Regions from separate parts of the Homo sapiens genome. Here region 2 is linked to region 1. Evidence: chromatin loops called from intact Hi-C (ENCODE). Cell type or tissue: A673. All regions are shown on one strand. Each heading gives the region's core, and the rest is flanking DNA. Links, peaks and the distances in the headings are about the cores only. Region 1 has its middle 130 kb from the start of LINC02587. Region 2 overlaps MEOX2 (mesenchyme homeobox 2).

Region 1 (7,189 bases), core at 2,718-5,217:
TACAGGCATGCACAACCACCACATGTGGTTAATTGTTTTATTTATTTTTTTCTGTAGAGACGCTGTCTCATTGTATTGCTCCAGTGGTCATGAACCCCTGGGCACAGGCGATCCTCACACCTGGTCTCTCAAAGTGCTGGGATTATAGGCATCAGCCACTGCACCAGGCCCATTTGCTTTTTAAAAAATATACTCATAAAAGAATGATAGATACGGTTTAAAAATAAAAGAATGGACAAGTAAAACAACCAAAAGAAAGAATAGGCTGGCATCATTAAGATCACTCAAAGAATTATAGTACAAATAATTAAATCAATAAGAAAAAGGCCTAACATACAAACAATAAAATGGACAATAAATATAAATAGAATGTTCACAAAAATATTGAAACGGCCATTTCATATCTGAAATAATGTTCACTCCTACTAAGTTAGGTATATTTATACAGTTCTTGGTGAATTCTAAATTGTACATCTGTTCTAGAGAATAATCTTGAAAAATCCCCCAGATCTGTAATAATATATAGAGCTTTTGACCCAATAATTTTTTGCTAGGAATTTGTCTTAATGAAATAATCATGAATGAATACAAAGATTTGGGTGAAGAGTTGAACAGATGTTCACTTAAGCTAATTGTTTATAATAATGATGACATGGAAATATGTAAATGAAATTTCTTAGATCAAGTATGTCAGGATAAAATATGATGCAACATTTATAAATTATAATTTAGAGGAATATGTAATAATAAGAAAAAATGTCCCCAATATATTATTTATAAAGCAGATGTAACAAGAAAACAAGAAAAGATGAAATATGTATATATATTTTAAGACAAGGTCTCACTGTATTGCCCACCTTGGCCTTGAACTCCTGGGCTCAAGCCATCTTCCCACCTCAGCCTCCTGAGTAACTGGGACTACAGGTGCTAGCCATTGTACCCAGCTCTCTCTATATTTATCAACATGGTAATGATAGTATTTCAAATTTCTAATCAATATGCTTTTCATCCCTCTTCTCACATAAGGTTACTTAACTTGTTCTCCAGTACCCATTGGGCAACACTGAGGAATCCCTGAGTACCAGCAAGGTAGAGAACCAGATGACAAATTACTCCATATACGGTAAACGAAGTGATCTGAGATCAAGGTTGAGAAGTTAATACTCCCTTGCTCCACTGAGATTCATAGCACCTGCACAACCCCATCTCAAATTATCCTCCTTTCACCAAATTTAGGTGGGAAGAAAGCGATTAAAAGGATTTGCATCAAATGTAAAATCATTAAGAAATCCTTCAATTTAAATGAGATTAGATATATTTTTTCTTTAGGCAAATAACTTGCTTGGATTCAAAAAATAAATGGAACCAAATTTTATAAAAATTAAAAAATAAAATGAGCTAGAGTTTATAAAGTTGCATTTCCTTGGAAATATTTTTCATGGATAAATTTATACTTGCAACTTTAAATTGTCCTTAATATTAGTCATTTTGAAAAATAACCAATATATTCAAAAATTTGGCCAGAAGAATGGTATTATTTTACATTTTTGGAAATCTCTTTGATATCTTAATCAAAGACAGTTGGGTTCTTATATTTTTCCTGGAATTACTCTGTAGCAATATATTTTTTTCTTCTTGAAGTATATGAAGAAAATCTCCTTTTACACAGATACATAATTGAAAAGAGGAGGAGAATGGAAATAATTGCAGATAACTCTTCTTTGTTATTAAATTAACACCTGACAAGTAGTATTTTCTTTCAAGTTAGTTGGAATGTAAGAATCCGAAATTATATCAACAAACTTTTCTTACCCTCTAGAGCAAAATCTACTGGTTTATCTTATACTTTAGATGGCTTTTTTCTCATATATGATTTTGTAACTTAATACATTACTCATTTGTAAAATAATAGATTATTGGCTTATGTAGATCTCCAAAGGTTGATATACATTATTGAAAAGTCATATTTTTAAGTATCAGGAAACTACCAAACTCATGGTGGTAGATAAACATTTTCCAAAATTTTCATTTTCTTTTGACAACTCAAATTTTATCACAATTATTGTCACTTGCGTTTCTCAAAGTGCCAGGCTCATTTTATTCATTTTTGAGGAACTGTCCAATATCCAATCTGCAGAATGATAGTTTGTCTTTCAATCATTATTTCGAGTAAAATAATATTTCATGGTGTCATTTGAAGTCATTCTAAGGATTATAATCAGCCTTGAAAAAGGAAAAGAGAACTTTCTAAGGAAAGACATGAATGCATCGGCGTGAGTGTTATCCTATGGCCCTTGTAACTATATTAGTTAATTTGGAGCAGGACAGATAAAAAGAGCAAGGCTGGTAGAGGAAATTTTGTGGCCTGTTCAGAATCTTAAATTTATGTTAAAGTTCATGTTAAAAAATGATCTATTGGGAGGTCAAGGCTGGCAAATCACTTGAGGCCAGGAGTTTAGACCAGCCTGGCCAGTATGGAAAACTTTGTCTCTACTAAAATGAAAATACAAAAATTAGCTGGGTGCAGTGGCACACACCTGTAGTCCCAGCTACTTGAGGGGCTGAACCATTAGAATTGCCTCAGCCTGGGAGGCAGAGATTGCAGTGAGCCAAGATCACACCACTGCACCCCAGCCTGGGCGACAGAGTGAGACTTTGTCTCAAAAAAAAAAAAAAAAAAAAAATTGATCTGCTAAATATCGCACTTATTGAACCACAATTAATGTACCGAAATCTGGATTAGAGGTCATAAGAAGAAAATAACATTTTAAAAAATATATTAGCAGCATATTTCACTAGATCTTTATTCAGGATTATGATAGATCTTTTCTTTAAAAAGCTTGCACAGCTATATAAAATGAGGCATCATATTATTGACTGATCTCCTATAAACCTAAAAGTCTTCCTGATGATTAGAAACATTTTTTCTCTTTTGGCTAAATTATTGGGTTCTCTGGAGATAAGTAGAATCAGTACAAATTTTGCCCAAAGTCTGAAAAGGCAGCCCTTGGAAAGTGCTATTTTGACTCAACTTCTTTCAGTTACTTAAAGAGCAGCACTGAGTTTTAGGTGTTCCAGCCTATAGCTTGTTCTGGAAATCACTCTCTGCATTTTCACTTAGATTCCAAGGAGCTTTCTCAGTGGTTGTTCAACATTCATGTTTAGCTCTGACATTGCCTTCACAAGATGAGTAGAAGATGAAGAAAATATCAAAGTGTGTAAAAATGTCTGTGCTGTTTAAAGAATTTCTAACTCATTCTAAACTTGCCCAATAGCTAATGTTTTCTTTTTGTGATTTTTGGATCATATAGGAGTTTTATCCAAACTATTTACCCTAATCAGCAGTTGGAGCTGAAGAATGTTAAATAAACAATCTTATTTTGATTCTTTCTCTGGATGTTTACCAGGCTGTTGACAAAACCCAGAGAATGTTTAATGACTTGTTGGGGGAACTTGAAACAGAAATGAGAACTGCTCTCAAGGAGACTCATTTGCTTTTTTTTTCTCCCAGTACAACAAAAGGAAAAAGATGACAGGCCACCTCTTGGTACCCAGTTTGAATTAGAAAATTCATCAAGCTCCTTGTTGAGAATTCAATTATCTCACATTGCGTTGAATAAACATCTTCAATGAAAGCCAGAAAGAAACAGGAGAAATTCAGAGGTCTTTAAAAAGAAGCTACACAGGGGATCGAAGGAAATAGGCTCTCCAAAGTCTCACACATGGACTTATGCAAGGTTGCTTATGTGCCAAGAAATAAGGCAGGCCGCCTCAGCACTGCATTGTGACTGAAACCCTATGGGCACTAAATTAAGAGAGTTATCTCTTAGGAATGCAGTGATAAGCAAGCAGTTATGATACTGACCAAGGAAATAATTTGAATGCACATCCATTAAAGGAATTACTGGAGTTATTCAATTTTAAATCCTTATTAATCTTTTTATATCTTGGGTAATACTAATTCCTTAGGGCATGCTATTTAAAGCTTAGGGAACATGCATCCTCAAGGACCTACTGCCAGCAAAAAAGCTGTTCTCAACATCTGGGAATAAAAATCACCACCAAATATAGATCATTGGGTCAACTTGCTTTGGGAAATGGTGAAATTCAGAAACGTGAGTTCTGACATTTGCATGAGCTTGTTGGCTTCATGCTAACTAATTTAGAGTCTATTCCTGGATCTGTATGCTGACTGAAAAAGTACAGATGTGGTTGGTGTATTATTTTCCTAACTGCCAAGAGACATGTAAAAACATATTAGTGGACCAATTAATATGGTCACATTGTTCTCACTCTTCTCCTGATTTATTTTATTTTTCCTATTGATATCAAAATTCGGTCAAACTAATTATTTATAATTTTCTGTCTCTATCACCTTATCCATAATTACACAGAACTTGGAATTTGTATTGAGTCGCTCCTCTACCTTTAGAATATTTAAAACTGAAACCAAATTTCTCTAAACCTAGGATGTGGGGCATCATTTTGATACAGGTGTTATTCCAAAAGCTATCAGTCAAATAGTATTTAATAATGACAACTTCAAAACTCTTGTTTTTAAATTAGCTGTCATGGAATCATCTTCTAGTCTAGATTTTGCTCTCCCTATTACTATTTGTTTTTACTTTTCATCTAAACTTCCCCAAAGAATGGTCAACCATCCTCCTTTATCATTAGCTCCTAACTTACTGTAGTATTTTCCCAACTCAACAACTCAACAGAAATTTTTCTCATTAACAATAATGACTTCTTCATTGCCCAATCCAAGGGTGATCTTGCATTGAGCACATTTTATTTTGTCACTTGAAATGACATTTATTGAAACGATTCTTGAACACCTTTGTTCCTCAATCACTCTTTCTTCTCTGTCTCCTTTTTGACCATCTGTCTTCCTCCACCAACCCCCAAATTTAAGGTTCCCCATGGCCTTGTCTTGAATTTATGAATTTTTCCACTCTTCATTACCTCTCTGGTTGATAATTTTTATTCTCATAAAACACACACACACACACACACACACACACACACACACATTCTGTAAGTAGGATTCAGAATTTCTCTGGTAAGCAACAGCAAGTCTTCTTTTATCCAGCTGCATTCTGTATATATCCATTTGGCTTTCCCATAATAACTCAAATTCACCATGTGCAAAGTTGAACTTTCCCACTGACTCTTCTCTCAATGTTCACTAACACTATTGATTGCACCACACAGTTTTGGAAACTCGAGAGTTTCTAGAACTTCCTCATTCTCTCTCTCGTCTTAGTTCCGTCTACTCTTGACAGTTTTAGATGCGAAGTATTTATTTATTCTTTCCCCTGCCCCATCCTAAGTATAGCTTTCCTAGATTGGGCTTTCATCATCTTTTTATTGAATCACTGTAACAACCTCCTAAATGGTTTTCTGCTCCAATATTGTGTTTTCAAAAAATGTATCGAATATATTTTAGTCAGAAATATCTGAAACAAAAAATTCTGATCACACTCTGATTTCTGTTTAATAATCGTTAATGTCTCTGCAGAGCTTATGATGAAATAAAGTGCAAGCACCTAAATATATAACATAGTTAACTACTTGTAGTTAGGAGCTTTGGGTTTATTTGGATTTAATAGAAAAATCCAAAATGATACTAGAGTAGCCTATAAAATGAGAAAATTATATTTCTGTGTCATATATAAAAAGTCTGGAGGCAGGCTGACTTAGGCTGTTATGGAGGTTTCACAATGTCATTAAAAAATTCAGTCTCCTTTGCTCTGCCATGCTTAGCACAAGATTTCTATTCTCAAAGTCACTTTTTGGTCCAAGTTAATCACTGGAGCTCCAGCCATACTATCTGTTACAGGTAGCAGAAAAAGAAGACACCAGGTGAGGTTTAAGAAAGGAGAACTTCTGAAGCAACTTCTTAATTTTTTTTCTCCAAATGACACCCAATAGTATGAGAAAAGAAATATGATTTTAAAAGAATGACCCTGAATAGTGAGATATTATTATGTGTGTATCATGTCATTTTATTTATATTTAAGTATTTAGTATCTTATTATATTTATATTCTATTATGATTATATTCTAGTATATAATATTTATATTCTGGTCACATATTTTTCAATAATGATTTCTTCTCAGTCATTAGTTACACATAGGATTGTTTTGAAGATTAAATTGTGTTATGTATAAAGTGACTGAGTAATGCATGCTACGTAGAAGGTGCTAAATCAACTATTTTTTAATTGCAAATTGTGTCACTTATAGATGACGAGGGAAAAGGAAGATCTTAGCATTGAAGTTATGCTTAGAATGGTTTTACCCTGGACTATCTAAGAGATGGAATTTTTTGTAGATATTTGGCTTTCTGTTGCTTTTTATTCTCCTAGGTCACCTAGGTCCAAAGTCTTTCATAGATATGACTAGGAAAATAAAAAGGGTAGAACGGAATGGAAAGGAACATTGAGACATCAGGAGAAAAGTGAACAAGTAGTCAACTCTGAGAATCAAGAACAAAGAACTACTGGGCTACCCCTTGAAAAAGGGTGAAGTAAAGCCTGTACGAAATTAAACTAACCAAACTCCCTGTCTAAAGCAAACACATTCAGTAAGAGCTGTAAGCTCTATATCGGTACAATTTTCTAGAATTAGTGCATATTCCTAGCCACTTAATGATGTTTTGTATTAATAGAATATAATATTCATCCCTTCTGATATAAAGGTACATACATTAGTAATTAATACAACATTAACTAGTAATACTTTTTAGGTTTCCTTACTTAGTGAACTAATATTTTATGGCTAATTTATTCAAATAAGGCCTCCATCATAAATTTATTGTAAAGAATAGCATGATTTGAAAAATATGATAAGAACAATAAATAGTATGTAAAACTACAAATACATTGCTTGGTATATTTTAAAACCTGAATAAGTAGTTGATATATAATAATAAATTTCTGTCAGACTACTGTTTATCAGTTTGCTTTTTAGGAAAATTATACTTTATAGAATGTTTTTGTAATAGTATGGCTGAGTTAGACTCTTAGTTGCTCTGGGTTTTGTCACTAGATTCAAAAGCTAGGGACAAATTTCTGATTCTGCCACATTCTAAAAAGAACTGGACACCTAAGAAAATACACAGTGCAGTATTTAAAGAGACTTACTGTCTCCAAGTTTCAGAAAATAGATGGGTAGGTAGGTAGGT
Region 2 (7,189 bases), core at 3,039-5,538, 170 kb after region 1:
TAAATGTAGGTGCTTAGAATACAGCCTGGTGCATAATCAGCACTCTAGAGGTTAGATATTATTATGTCAATATCAAGAACCCTGTAGAAATTACATTATATTCTAAAATAATTTCTTTTATTTTGAGTGATTAGAAATAGTATTGCATTGCAATTTTATCAGAGAAAATTTCTTACAATTTTTAGACCATTAAGAACATGCCAGAGTTAACTGATTATTTTTTATTCAATACCTACAATGCGACAATACTGGATATATATATTAATTACTATGGGCAGGAGAAATTCTCAGAATATCCAAGGAGCGTGGATATTTTCATAGCAGTATTGAGGGAAAGTATATCACATTTCATTTATACATACCAAAGTTAGACATTCAAACCTATTTTATTCCCCACTCCCTCTCAATTTTAAAAATCACCAATGGCTTCCTATTAACAAGAGAAAATACTCAGTATGAAAATCGAGGACTTTCACAGGCTGGTCCAAGCCTCATCTCTCCTCTTTGCTCCACGTCCTTGTTTCCAGCACTTTCAGAAAGTAAGTGTTCCCAGTACATTCCGCATGCTCTATCTCAGTCTTCTGTTCACTTGTGTAAATGCAATCTGCCCTCATTTCTCTTTTAGACAAACTCCTCTCTGTTTCCAAGTCCTGATTCATATTTACCTTCTCTGGGAGTCCCTTTTAATAAAAGGCAGGCAGATCGAGTGCCTCTGTTGTCTTCTTGCCTGTTCTTTTTAAATCACTGTGGAAATCCCTCCATGCTAATAGCAACTCTTTCATTGCATTGACTTTTTTTGTTTAATTGTTTTTATAATTCAAAATTTTAAAAGTATGGAGAAGTCTCCCCCCCAAAAAAACTCAATTTTTTTCCCTCTATTTCTTCTCTCTCCTGTATACAATGATATGATCCTTAAGGGAAGGAACAATTTCTCATTTATCTTTGTGCCCTGCACAGTTACTGGCACATAGGAAGCATTCAGTAAACATTTATAAATAATATATTCACAAGATATGGCATTAGTCTGAAATATGTAATGAGATCAGCATTATTTGCACGTATGAAACATACAAAGGTAAAATAGAAACAATTTTCAAAGGAACAGTAAAAGCAAATTGAAAGGTACCTAGAAGGTAGGTAAAAAATTAAGTGTGAATTGCACTAAGATATTATTGCAGTAATCTTAGCACAAGATGCTGAATCTGGTGCAGGTGTTGCTTGCCATCTCAAAGGAAAATTACACAGAACATTGCAACTAAGTTATGGGGTATGGAGAAAAGTGGAAAGCAGTAGAACTCTTTAATGATTTTGAGCCCACAATTGGGAAAATTGTGGTGCAATTTACAGAGAGGTTGGAAAAGGAAGCAAGTATAGTTTTTGTGAAGAGGAATTTAACTCTAAACCAGTTGACTTGTAAGGCATGGCCAAACATCCAAGTGGAATTTCCCAGTAGGCAATTAGAAGAGCTGGACTGGTGAGAACTCTCCTGAGATCCACCTCTATTTATTACTGATCCTTAAAACATTTGATCTATAGGCTTGGGCCTATCTGGTCACCAACTTTGTGAGTTTGGACCAAATTGCTTTGTGGCAATTTAATATGGTTCTAGCACTCTGCTTAATTTCTACAGCGTTGGCTTAATATGGAGACCTCTGCCTTGCTTATCCAAAAATATAAGCTCTCTGCAGGGCAAGACCCCTGTCCTGAGTTCCTGATGGCTTATCAGCAGCATAGTGTCCTGATCTACTCAGCCCCATGATACCATTGCCTGGACATCTGTACTTTTGCAATACCCCATACTCATTGCTGTCACAGAACAGTTTTTCTGCTCAAAAATGTTCAACTTCGTCCCTCAGCTTGTCATTCATTCATGGCATCGACATGGCATTAACCATGTTTCTGAAATGAGCTTTGCCATCTCTCCCATTTATATTCCAGATACTCACTGTTTCCTGCACTGACTAGTCAGTCCCTAACCTAAAGTCTTTGTTCTTATTTTTCTTGTCATCTGGAAAGCTCTTTTCTGCCATAGCAGAAACTCTGTCCTTTCTAGAAGAACTATCATAAATGTAATTTGCTTGTGAAACTTCATGATTCTTCAATTTATGTGATTTTTCCATCTTTCATCATCCATAGATGCTTCTATCTCTTTTCTAGTACAAAGTATGTTCTTCGATGTTTTAGCTATTTTTGAAATTATTTTTGTCCATTTCTGATGTCTCCCCCCACCCTTACTGCACACTATTTTTATAAGCTCCTTAATGAAGTTACATAATATATTACTTACAATTTGTTTCCTAGTTATTAAAACAATACCTTGCATTGTAAGCATTCAATAAATACTGTATTTGTTGAGTGGAATTCATGTGGTAGTTAACAATTTAAAAACCGTGAAATGTTTAAGATATGGAAATTATTTATAGAAAAGATCAGCATATGCATGGCTATTGCAGAATTTCCCATTTTGGGAAGAAAGAGTAATGGAAACAGAGATGAGGAATCCTGGAGATGGTGACTTGCTTTGTTACTCAGGGAGTTGTGGGAGGGCCTCCCAGAATTCAGGTCAACTGTGTCTCAGCAAGGGAACAACTTAATTTCATGTAAATCAGCTATTATTAATCATTTATGGAGTGAGGCATTTCTGCTCCTGTTTTATAGTCGTGCTGGCAAGTGGGTGCCAAAGGAAGAGGGAATTCCCTGGGTAACTAAACTCCAACCTCAAATCTCTTTACTTCCTCTGGGTGATTAATTATGTTACAAGGTTCTAAACAAAGAACCCTTGATTCAGATTCTGAAGCGCTAGGTTATTGATGCTGCAGCACTTTCGCTACATCCTAGTTCAGTTAACTTTTTCTCAAAGCTGGTTTCTATTTCTGGCAGTAACTCTTCAGTTCTGGAACCTCAGTCCCAGCCAAAATAAACTATTGTCTCAGGTCCGTATTTTTCCTGAAGCACCATGGCATTTTTATGGAATGTGGAGACAGTTTTATGTAAGACTTTAATGGTAACAATAAAGGACCCAGATCCCTTTCTCCGGCCTGCTATCCTTTCCTCTGTATCCCAGCAGTGATTATACAGTTTCCAAAAGAGAGCCATCTTAAACTTTCCAGATACAATCTCTCTTTTGTATACTCTGGGATGTAATTTACGCTTTCTTTTTATTCCTTCATCCGCACCGGCATAAAATTATTTTTTATGTATAGTTGGTTACAATTTTAAGGAAAAAGCAATCTCGTTTATTACGATTGTAGGGTTAAAATTGCTTTTTATTCATTTAAATAATGCTCATTCAGTTTTACTTCTTTAAATAGCTGTGTTTTATCTGTAAATATTTATTCATGCTGTTCATAATAATTCAGAGAAGCAAACATTACATTAAATCTTAAAAACTTAAAAATGTAAAACACGTAAAGCTTGTCTATTTTTGATTTTTTTTAAATACCTGTTAATTAAAAATATATGTCATTAAGGACGTATTTGCATGCTATGGGACTATCTCTAGCCTGATAGTATCAACATCTTAATATTCAGCATATTGAAGGCCAGATTCCCCAACTTCAATGAGTAAAAGAAATGCTTCTGAAACTATTATGTTTCCATTATTTGAATTTTTCTTACAAGTGATCCAAAACATGGTCTGTAAATTGAGAAGTTTAAAAATAAAGGAGAGTTCTGAAGTCATTTCTTTATTAGAAGATGAGCTAATGCCTCCATGGTAATCCTAGAAACAGTGATCATTTTTTAAGGTCAATTAAATTTTAAAAGTCCTACTCTTTTATTAAATGATTATCTTTTAAAATGAGAAACTACGTTTTAGTAATTTCAAGAAAATTGAAATAAAACTTTTCATGATTTGTTTTTGTTGTTGGCTGTTACAAATAATTATAAAGTTTCAGCCATCTAGCATTGCCATTATTATACAGCGACTGTTCACAGCAGCTTTAGTTTCATGTTCCATAAAATTGAGCTTCCTGTCTTTACATTTTAGAACCTAGATCATTATCCTTGAGAATGTCTATGCTAATGCATAAGATTGCTAAGAAAAGGAAATACTGTAATATGAGAAGACAAAGAAATTGAACCATCAAAGTAGACTCTTGCATAATAAGCAGAATCTTAATGCTTGTTGAGCTTAGCTAGAGAATTTACTAAAATGTAGCTTGCAGCCATATGTCTGGAAATATCTTACCATTTAATGCTGAAAGCATGGGAACCTCTCTGAGATACTGCTATGGTGGGTTCATGAGGCAAACTTGGATTATTGGTAAAAATAAGCAATTGTGATGTTCTTCCAACACTCATTTTATGTATGTTTGAGTATCATAGATTTCTGGGAATTGGATGATTACCTTTTTCTCAACAGAAACTTTAATATTTTTAAGGCATGATATCTATCAAAAACAAATGTACTTAGCTAATAAAAACTTTCTTCCTGTAGAAGTACTGAAATAACTAAATTAAGGAATATTTCTAATATATGAGTCTTATGAGCATCAAACAAAATGCAAGCTTTAGCTATAGTTTAACATAATAAATATATACTTACTATATTTGTTTCTTGGGGGAGTATGTCCAGATATATAAATGCACTGGATGTGTAGATAATACTGTATATAAATTGCCTTTAATGTAGCAAATATATTTTGACATAAGCACTTAAACACAGCCAATATAGTGTCTTGAAGATAACAGAATATTAATAAATAGAAAACATTAATTAAAATCAACTGTCACCTTAGAGAAGAAGAGTAAATGCTCATTCATTAATTAGTATATCAATCTTTCATATTCTGAACATTAGTTTTATGTCAGTGTGATTTTTTAAGTGACAAATATTGGTGCTCTTTTCAAATATGTGATTAAATGTAATTACGAATTATGGAGACTTCTTCCATTATGAAAACCTTCTTATGTTCCTTGAAGTACTTTCTTTTAAGAAGACATTTTCATAGATAAGTATGATAGAGCTCTGTTTGTAAAATAATAAGGATTTAAAATATAATCAAACAACTAATATTTTCAGTAACCCAGAGTTTTAATATCATGGATTTTACTGACTATACTTTGTCAAACTCAAATTTTGAACTTTTGTATGTTACAAAGAGGATCTCCCTCAGTTGAGAAATCATATATTCCAGAGCAGGAAGAAGTAGCTGTGTAGCTATGTGAGAGATGATAGTAGAATAATAGAAAGCCAATGTCATTTCAACTGAGGTTTGGGAAGGAAAAAACACAATTATATTGTGAAGATATAAGTGCTATAGGAAGTTTCCAAAGAAGAAAATTTATGTTTATTTATGGGGGAGTTTATAAAATACTTTCACGTATATTATCCCATTTGTTCATTTACAAAAATTTGGAAGTCAGGGAGTAAACTAAGAGTAGAGAGATGTTAAAACTATCAGATAAATAAACAGGGACTAGAACAGAGGTTTTTATGCCAAGTTTGTTGCTATTCTTATTTTCATAGCTACCACCACAAAATATAGGGTTTTAATGCAGAGTAATTAGCATTTATTGTGTGGCTACTAACTTACATATTATCACATAAACATTCTTCTTAATTTTGAGTATTAGGCATCTACTTATGAAAGATTTCCTTTGATCCTGTACTTAAAGAGAAGATATAAACCAGAAACACTTTCCTTTAGTACTGCCACAAGGACATACACATATGCACACACAAATGCTTGTGGCACAAAAATATTCATACACATTTCTCAGAATACAAGGTATATATATATTTCCGTGATCATTTCCCTTCTGTTTACTATTGGTAAGCCAACTCTCTCTAGAGGTCAGGCACTCTGCATATTTTACTTTCATTGTCCAGTACTTAAAAATAGCATGACAGCCAAGATACCACTTGAGAAATGCTTCTTTCTTTGTTAATAGTCCCCAGATAATTCAGGTACTCAATAACTACCAAGGGTGTTTTTTACCAACCAATTCTTTACATTTCTGTTTGCTTTAAGCTGTAAATTCCTTAAGTAATTTCAATGTAGAAATATTTTCAATAAAAAATAATTCCAACATCCATCTTAAAAGAAAAATATTATTGCAGTCATGGCGAATTTGGTGTTTCTTTTCACTGGTATGAGCCCATGTCTATACTTTTACATTTCGGTATTTGGATATAAAAGGGTGTTTGGTTTCTCCTTGATATCTTTTCTCAATGCTTTAGATTTGTCATAGCTGTTATTTCATTTAAAGAACACTGCTTACTATGTAATGCACATGATTAAAAAGAAATCTTTTGTACTTATTTATGGCTACTCCTAGCAATTTCCTTCCTTACAATGACATTTGCATAGCCCCTGTGATTTACCTGTTTTGGTGAATTGATTGTCAGATTAACACTACAAGAAAGGTTATTAATGAATCAGAAAAATATTATCAGTTTTATAGATGAGCTTTTAGAATATCACTTTCAATACTGCTGTCTAGTCATTGAGAGAACTTTCAAATTAGCTAATCATACCTCCTTACCTTAATCTTCTTTCTTTATTAGGTTATCACTAAGGAGATTGTTATCTATTATTTTATGACAGCTTCTGAATACCAGGATTCAGTTTGTGAACTAGTAAGGTATTACAGCAGTGGGCGTTCTGGGGCCAGTGAGTAGAGGCTCTAGGAAGCTGACCGTTAAATTTTCAGGAAGTTTGTAACCCTCTTGAAGTCACCTTAGCTTACTGGCTTGGAATCCCCTTTGGTGGGTGTATTTACTTCATGGGAAGTGGCAAATTGTACAAAACGAGCATTTCTTCCCTCCTACCAGCACACAACTGGGTATAATTCACTGTACATTACTCCAGAAAAAGATTCATATATTGCATAAGTAATTGACAATAGAAAAAATCTGGATTTTCTTTTCAAGGCCGGGTTTGCATTCTCATCCTTCTGGGTTCTGCCACTATCCAAATCATGTCCAGAGCACCTCCCTCAAATCCTGGAGCAAGGAGATGAGCTGCAGAAAGTGACATCTCAGGAAAGGCTGTGCTGCAGATCTGTCCAAGGTGCAGGAGCAGATTCACCTTTTCTTGGAGAACTTTCTTGGGTCTATGTTCTTCTCCATCCTCCTCTGTTTCAGGCATATAAGGATTTTGCTCTTTTAGATTCCTTGTGAAACACTTTGAACAAATATTTTGAGAGAAAACACTGAAATTCTATCATAAGGGGTAAAAGAGGG

Evidence for each region. Hi-C counts contacts between places; a loop is a spot of excess contacts. Peaks named below come from ENCODE experiments on the same cell type or tissue, not always from the same donor. Only the 100,000 strongest peaks of a DNase experiment are listed, where the experiment ranks them.
Region 2: it touches region 1 in a loop (1.9-fold over the local background); 1 of 110 quality-filtered maps calls a loop at or near these places.

Annotation. Positions count from the first base shown.
Region 1 is chr7:15,818,550-15,825,738 of GRCh38, reverse strand. No RefSeq gene overlaps it. Among named protein-coding and RNA genes, the nearest start is that of LINC02587, 130 kb to the right of the region's middle. In A673, for the core only: no CTCF peak of the experiment used is centred there; a DNase peak (open chromatin) is centred at 3,768.
Region 2 is chr7:15,644,370-15,651,558 of GRCh38, reverse strand. All of the region lies in intron 1 of MEOX2 (mesenchyme homeobox 2), which reads left to right. Among named protein-coding and RNA genes, the nearest start is that of MEOX2, 39 kb to the left of the region's middle. In A673, for the core only: no CTCF peak of the experiment used is centred there; a DNase peak (open chromatin) is centred at 4,038; H3K4me3 peaks cover 474 bases; H3K27ac peaks cover 1,193 bases.